Regions from separate parts of the Homo sapiens genome. Here all the other regions are linked to region 1. Evidence: chromatin loops called from intact Hi-C (ENCODE). Cell type or tissue: heart left ventricle. All regions are shown on one strand.

Region 1 (2,500 bases):
ACCATGGAATCTTCCAGCTCTCTGGCATTTATCTATGGGTAGAACAAATGTATACTGAAGTCCTACATGAGCCAGCCAAGCACTATGGCAGGTCCTGGAGATGCAATGAGAAGCAACACAGACATTCTCTTTGCCTTTATGTTCCATTATCAAGTCATTTTCTAAACACCGAGACACAAGTGTTAGACTCTAACAGACCTAATTCTAATTAGAGCTTTTAAAGGTGTTAGAACCCAGGCCAGGTATGAACCTAGCTACACTATCATTTACTTATGTGCCAAAGAGTTTGATCATACCCATTTCAAAGATCTATTCTAAAGATTAAGTAATTATACAAAAATGCCTGGAACATAGCAGGACCTCTATAAACATAGCTATTACCATTTTCATTATGAATCCCATTGTTTGCTGATTTAATTACCAACATACCCTCCACACATTTCTTTTCAAGTCACTTAACAGCAAATTTAATTTCACCAGACACACCTCAATGTCAGTCAATTCCTCATCTTTCACTATTTAGGAAATATTTTTGCTAATCATCTGCCAGAATTCTTGTTATTTTCAGAGTAACTTGTGTAGCTGTTATTCAGTTTTCACTCTTTGACACTCTTAGTAGATTCTTTGTTGGTTTCTTTTCTTCTCTGGGACAATAGTAAGGTGTCTAGGTTTCAAATACTTAGCTTCTATTCAAAAAGGAAAAAAAATACTTTTGGATAATGATTGTTTCCTTAGTGGTTAAAAACAGAGGGAAAAGAAGCAGGAGAGGGGGCTGGCACAAAGAGAGATGCTATGACACTTAGCATCTTCCAGAATTTTGGTCGTCTCTACTGAGAACATTTCCAGCAGATGAACACCAAAGAAAAAGGCACACAGGTCAGGACGCCATCTGTTGCTCAGTTGGAACAGACCATTCTGCTCAGAAACCACGGAAGTGTGATATTGCCCTTCACTTCCCACTCCCTGACCAACACAATTCCTAACAAATCTTCAAGTGTGTGTGTGTGTGTGTGTGTGTGTGTGTCTTATGCAACAACACAAACCCAGGAAACATCACACCCTAAACAAATAATCCCCTTCCCCTTAGCAGCATCCTAGATACACAAAGTATGCAATAGAATCCAAAGAACCCTACAATCCCGAAAAACACAGAGATGAAAAGGCTGCCCTCTCCCAATTTCAGCCTTGGAGAACTTCCTTAATGCCACAGCCGAACTATGTAATTGTGACCACACTTCCTTATGGCTGCAGTGCCACCTAGCGGCCAGGTGAGCTAGGGGCGCACTCATTCTCAGTCTGAAAAAGCAACTTTTATCTGCTGACTCTTCAATTCTTTCCAGAGAGGAACAGAAGTGGCTGGTGCACATGACGGCCAGAATTAGGAATCATCAGGGTTCTATCACATTCAAACTATTTCCTGATTATAATCACATCCAAATCACCCAGAAGAGACAAAAGAGGATAGAAAAATTCCTGCCAACTTTAGGTTTTCATGTCCAAATGCATCCTCATACAAACTCACAAACTAGCACAAATATTGAGTCTAAATCCAGGCAACCTTGTGTATTTTAAAGTCTTCAAGGCATGCAATTATATACATTAAATTATTTTCAAACAAAAAGAAAAGTGAAAAATAGGCTCTAAAGAACCAGTAATGAGATTCTTCTTTTCTCTTTTCCATAAACAGTTCTGTCAGTTGCTGACATTTCTGATGCCATCAGACACTTATAACTGGACTGCAACTTTATCTGCATAGAATAACCAAAAGCGTATGCACCTTTTACAGATGACAGCTTAAATAATGTAATTTGTTTGAGACTTAACGTGGGGATACACAACCTAATTCAGTTCATTTTAAACCCAAATTATTCTGGTTAATAGCCTGGTAAATCTCAGAACAGAAAGTGTGCACCGCTGCTAAGTATTCCATATTAAAAATAGTTTGTGATGGGATGTGCTTTTTTTAATTTAAAGTTTAATGTACATTAACATTTTTAGATGAAAAACTGACAATCTGAGAACAGTTCTAAATTCTCCTTTGATTATTTTTCCGGCGCGTTGAAGGCATGATATAGCTACATAAATAGGCTAACACTCTGGTTCTTTGGAAGATTAGTGTCTGTCCGATCGTATGCCCGTTTTTATAACTCTCTAGTGGGTTTTTAATGCAGAATGGATCATGTCCACACTCCCGGCTGGGATTCCAAGTCACAAAAGTCTTTCTTAATTTCTGATCCATACCTCCTGGTTGACTTACTCACTGTCCCCTGCTGAGATCCACCCTAGACTAAATTTTAAGCAGGCCAAGTTGATTCTTTCCTGCCCACACTTTCCACACAAGCCAGCAGCCCTCCCCTACCACTTGGCACATTCTCCAACCGATTCTTGCTGTTGAACCGGGGTAGCGTTCCCAGATGTCTTGGTCTGCTTGGGTTGCTATCACAGAAAACCTTAGACTGGGTAATTCATAAACAACAGAAATTTACTGCTCACAATTCTG
Region 2 (2,500 bases), 180 kb before region 1:
CTAGGGCTAAAGACCAAAAAGTTAAAGCGCTTACAAGGCAAATAATTTGAAGAGGCAGGATAAAATCAAAAACAGAATTTAAATGGTCCCAGCCTAAGAATTTATAAAAGACTAAGTCCTGACCTGTGACAGAGATGAGAACTTTATTGGGCACGTAATTCAGAAAGGCAGGAAAAGCTGATACACAGAACACAATGAATGTCAGGTTCAGGATTTAAATCTCAGTCTGACAGGGTCGGGAAAACCAATACAATAACGCCAGGGAGGAGAGATGTGCTGTGCAAATCCAGTGCGGTTTAGAACTTTGACTGCATAATTAGCCCGTGTTGTAATTAAGAATCTAGAGGGCCTACTGAAATGAAAGCACAATGGGCAGATTTGGATTCTGCTGCATGGAACCAGCATACTTAACACAGTAAGAGTTTTCCCTGATTTTAGCTGGACACTTTGGTAACTGACAGCCAGCGAGGCTTATAAAGATCTTCACACTACCTGTTTATAACAGACGTGACTGACAGAAGGGAAATATTTTAAAAGTCCTTAGAGGGTGGCTGCATCTTTGGGTTTTCTATTTAGCTTCAGGAAAAAATACTTTTTCCAGTTATAGTTTCACTATCTGATCACAGAAAACTGAGTTCATTACAGGCATGAGGTCAATGCTGTGTTGATCTCTAAGCCAATGATACACTGGCATTACAGGCTTGTTTTATTTATAGAGAACCATGATATCAAATTAGATGGGAAGGAAGACAGGGAAGAATTTAGCTCCAATTAGAATAAGTGTCTCTGGAAGGCATCTACTACCAGTTTTCTAAAAATATAAGACAATGTCATGGATTCTATCTTTGTCTTTTAAAAAATCAGAGGAGAAAAGTAAGACGCTTACACACTACTGTGGTTATGTGCTAATTCAAAGGATCCACCTTTACATAGAAGTAAAGTAGCCTGGGAAAGTAATGTATCCTGTTCATTTCCACTGCTCTTTCACGTAATCCAATAAACAGACCCCAGTGATCACTGGCTCAGCTCGTCATACTAATTGGGCAAAATGAAACAAAGTAAGATATGCTTTTCTTTTCTGTTCTGTTCTTTCTTTTTAGGATAGTCCTCTATTACAAGTATTTGCAACATGAAAACAAAACATCACACTCTAGAGGAATAATGGAGACACGTTAGCCTCTGCAAGAACTCCACACCACAAATTTTTGGCTCTTGGCACTTCTGAAATACTCATTTTGGGAATATTGTTTAAGGCAAGGTAAGAGGACACCAGTAATCTTATTTTAGTAATGATGCATCAAGAAAAAACTCCACTGGCCACTTAACAACCACCAAGGTACCTAGAATCTAAAGAAAAAATGTCAGAGAAGCATCCACTTACGGATTCAGAATCTTAAATCCTAGGGGGGTGGTGACTTTAAGAAACTGACATTTATAAGAATCAAGAAAGGAAGACCTCAGTAAAAAACGTGGTGAGCAGAAGCTCTTGGGCCCTTAATATAGTTTATCTTTCACATAAAGGTATCTTGAAAACCTTTACACAAGTCCTTTATGAGGGAATAATTTCTGAGCTGGGGCAGACATGGTCTTTCAAATCCATTCTCAGTTTAGAAAGCATTTGTAAGGAGGATTTTTCCCAGCCACCACATGAGAATTGTCTGATGCCCTTGGAAATCTCTGTAATTAACAATAAGCCTCTTTCACAATTGAAAGTGGACCCTCATACCCTAAAGTAGCACTGATGTTTCTATTTCTGACCTACACCTTGCATTTTATGCAATGTCTTTGTAAAAACCAAGGGCAAGAACAACCTGGAGAGAAATTTTCAAATTTTGGACCAGAGCCACCAAATCAATAATGGCAGAACAAAATGAATTATCAACCTCCACTGCTTCAATCACAGGGAAAGGCAAGGAGTTAGCCAAAAGAGAAACTGCAGTCAATGTTAAGAAACAGAATGAATTGACTTTGAGGTAGGCTTATATCTAATTAAATGAGACTGGGGGCAAAGGTAAGGTAGACTCATCCACAGCTGATAAGGAAGTGATCAGAGGAGGTGACTCAGCTCAACTGAACTGCCTTTTCCAAGCAGAAAAGGAGAGCAGAAAGTGTTAGAGGGTGGGGGACCCACAGTGGAGAAACTGCAAGTTTTTCAGAGGTGTGTTTTCCTTCATCCTGTGACTATATGGATTAACAATCTCAGACTCCCACCACTAGCAATTAAGTTACCATCAATATCCCAGGGTTGTGTGTGAGCCTAAAGGAATAAAATCCTTGCTGTGGGACGGCATATCAACCAAATCAAAGAAGAAAACGAAATTGGTATACATACTATTGCTTTCTTACTTGTCAGCCAACAGTTTTGAAACTTTTGGCATGTATCCGGAAGCTTTATAATGAGAATTTCCAGACTTTCGGGTCGTATCATGAGCAGACACCCATCTGATGCTGGGTGGGTCTTTGGGAGGAGTGAGCAAGCTTTATCTAAGGACAAAAAACA
Region 3 (2,500 bases), 170 kb before region 1:
TCGATCTCCTGACCTCGTGATCTGCCCACCTCGGACTCCCAAAATGCTGGGATTACAGGCGTGAGAACCCTGTATTTCTTACACAGGGACATGGACTGCTTCCCCCAAGAGTTGGAGATAAGACAGCAGACACACCACCTCTGGAAAAAAAAAAGTGTATTATCAGCAAGCTTTGTGCAAATTCAGCTCCTTTTAGTCTGTAACTACAGAGAACGAAAGTGTCATACCCTCCCCCAGCGACCATGACACCTTTATCTGGAACCCAGCTGTATTCGAGATTTACTGTGTGGCCTTGGGCAGCTCATTTAACCTCTCAGTGTCTTAATTTCTTCATCTGGAAAATGAAGACGCTACCTACATCATGGGCACAGCGTTTCAAGGTTAATGCATGAGGCTGATATTGAAATGCAGCTTAGCAGGGGAACGTCTAATTCTGGGGAGGAAGTCAGGCACAGCAGTGCCCTTCTGGGGGTTATAACATGTGCAGGATCACAGAGCTGGGCCCTAAGGTCAGGAATGCACATGGCAAGCTCAGTAAGCCACTCCAAATACACCACCTGGAGTCTTTTATTGTTATTGCCGAGTAGAGTTGATAAAGCAAACAGAGCAAAGGGTCGGGAGGCCTAATTTATCAAACGTTATTGATACAGATCTCATATTGACAGGCAATGAGCCACTTTTGGATTCAGATCCATAAATCCATTTTATAATACAGTCCAATCCCAACACTTTGCCCTCAGATCCTTCCATCTAGACATGAGAAATCCATCCTGCTTTGCCTGCAGTCTGTCAAATGTCACCACAGAGTGCAGAAGCCACCCTGCCAAGTCTATATCCTGAACTAAATCCCAGTGGAAACTTCCCAGATATAAATAACCACTATGAACATACAGGAAAGAAAAATAGCTATGAAGTTGCACTCCTACTTTTTTTTTTCATTTTAGCCTGTGACAAGTAAAAATCATAGAGTTATTCACTCTCCAAAAACAATCTAAAACCAGAAGGTTTAACCAATCCAATTTTCTGGTCACCGTGACGACTATTTTAATCTGTGAGGCCGCGTTCAGGACACATACACAGGCCTTGCCCGTGGTTGTTTCACAGCCAGCCCCTGCTGGAAACTCCAAAAGCGGCTTCCGTTCCTGGACTCACTGTGGGCAGTGGCATTTGATGACACTCAGGGTCTCGCGCCATGAAGACAGAATTCTCTGTTTACAGTCAGAGAAGGAGGAACTTTCCTTCAACTTGAGGGTTGAGAGTGAGATCCCGGGGAATCGGTTGGGAGGAAACCCCAGGTTAACAGTGGGAGGAGAAACTCACTCAATGTTTTTGCAAGGCAGGGAAACATGACATAAAGAAATCAGAGAACTGAGTCTGAACGTGGGGATATCTGGGCTTGAATCATGCCGAGCCAAGTGTGTGTGACTTTGGTTAAACTATACTACGTCCCTAAGCCTCAATTTCCCCATTGATGACAGGTGAAGGGGGTTGCTGTAAGATTCAAATAGTACAAAAGCCCCTAGCACAATACCTAGCCCATAGTAAGTGCTCAATACATATTCCTTAAACCATAATCTACATAGAGAAGTATGCAATTATTGATATCACTCATTAACCAACGGGCAGAAGTTCATTTATTGAATGCACACCCTATGTCAAGGACAGCACTAAACGGTGGGAACAGAGAGGCAAAAAGAATAGAGTATGATGCTCGTCCTCAGGATGAGACAGTGGAAATGGGCAGGACTAGATAAGGAGACTGGTTGTCTCTAGATATGAGGACCAGGTGTAACATGGGCAGAACACTGCAGATGTAGAGCCTGCAGGGCAGGCACGCCACACCCAGGCTCGAGGAACTCTGTAATTATCACACCATTCCTTGCCCGGTGTGGCTGGTTACATTCTGGTTTCCTGCAATTTCTGGACTAACACCTGTGCTCATTTGCTCAGGGAAGGCAAACTCATCTTAATGTTAGCTTCAAATAAGTTGATAGGAAGGTAAATCTGCAAATTTAAAAGCCTAAGCATGGATTGGCTTAGGATTATCTGAGCTTTTAGGTTTTTCTGACCATATCCAAGGAGAGATACAGGAGAGATACACAGGTGTCATCCTGAAAAACTGAAGGTAAATTAAAATGCCATCTACAGTATTAAACTCTTTTTCCCATTGATTTGCAACAGGCATTTGCATTTTGGGGGCATGCACTCTTTGAAATCTGTCCTCATGCACAATAAAAAGAAGGAGGTGGGAAGAGGCAAAAGAAGAGAAAAGAAGGAAGAGGAAGGAGAAGGGATGGAGAAAGAGGAGGAGGAAAAAACTAAATAACTTCCAAATAGCACAGGTCTCAGGCTGGCCATTCAGAAGTCCAGGTCAGGTCAAGGGGAGGTTTTTGCCCCTTTGCAATAGAATGCAGGAAATGGGAGAGAACTCACTCATCAAGCTACAGTCTTTCCTTCTGTAAGCCTCCTACCCTACAATACACCTACTGGCTTCTCCCTC

The links. Peaks named below come from ENCODE experiments on the same cell type or tissue, not always from the same donor. Only the 100,000 strongest peaks of a DNase experiment are listed, where the experiment ranks them.
Region 2: a loop joins it to region 1, with 2.4 times the contacts of the local background. A loop is called at or near these places in 10 of 110 quality-filtered maps.
Region 3: a loop joins it to region 1, with 4 times the contacts of the local background. A loop is called at or near these places in 15 of 110 quality-filtered maps.

Annotation. Positions count from the first base shown.
Region 1 is chr4:24,418,359-24,420,858 of GRCh38, forward strand. It overlaps a transcript of PPARGC1A not described here. Among named protein-coding and RNA genes, the nearest start is that of MIR573, 100 kb to the right of the region's middle. In heart left ventricle, CTCF peaks have their summits at 1,261 (motif pointing left) and 1,463; a DNase peak (open chromatin) is centred at 1,263.
Region 2 is chr4:24,233,781-24,236,280 of GRCh38, forward strand. It overlaps a transcript of PPARGC1A not described here. Among named protein-coding and RNA genes, the nearest start is that of MIR573, 290 kb to the right of the region's middle. In heart left ventricle, no CTCF peak of the experiment used is centred here; no DNase peak of the experiment used is centred here; H3K27ac peaks cover 1,566 bases.
Region 3 is chr4:24,248,345-24,250,844 of GRCh38, forward strand. It overlaps a transcript of PPARGC1A not described here. Among named protein-coding and RNA genes, the nearest start is that of MIR573, 270 kb to the right of the region's middle. In heart left ventricle, no CTCF peak of the experiment used is centred here; a DNase peak (open chromatin) is centred at 1,117; H3K4me3 peaks cover 633 bases; H3K27ac peaks cover 1,671 bases.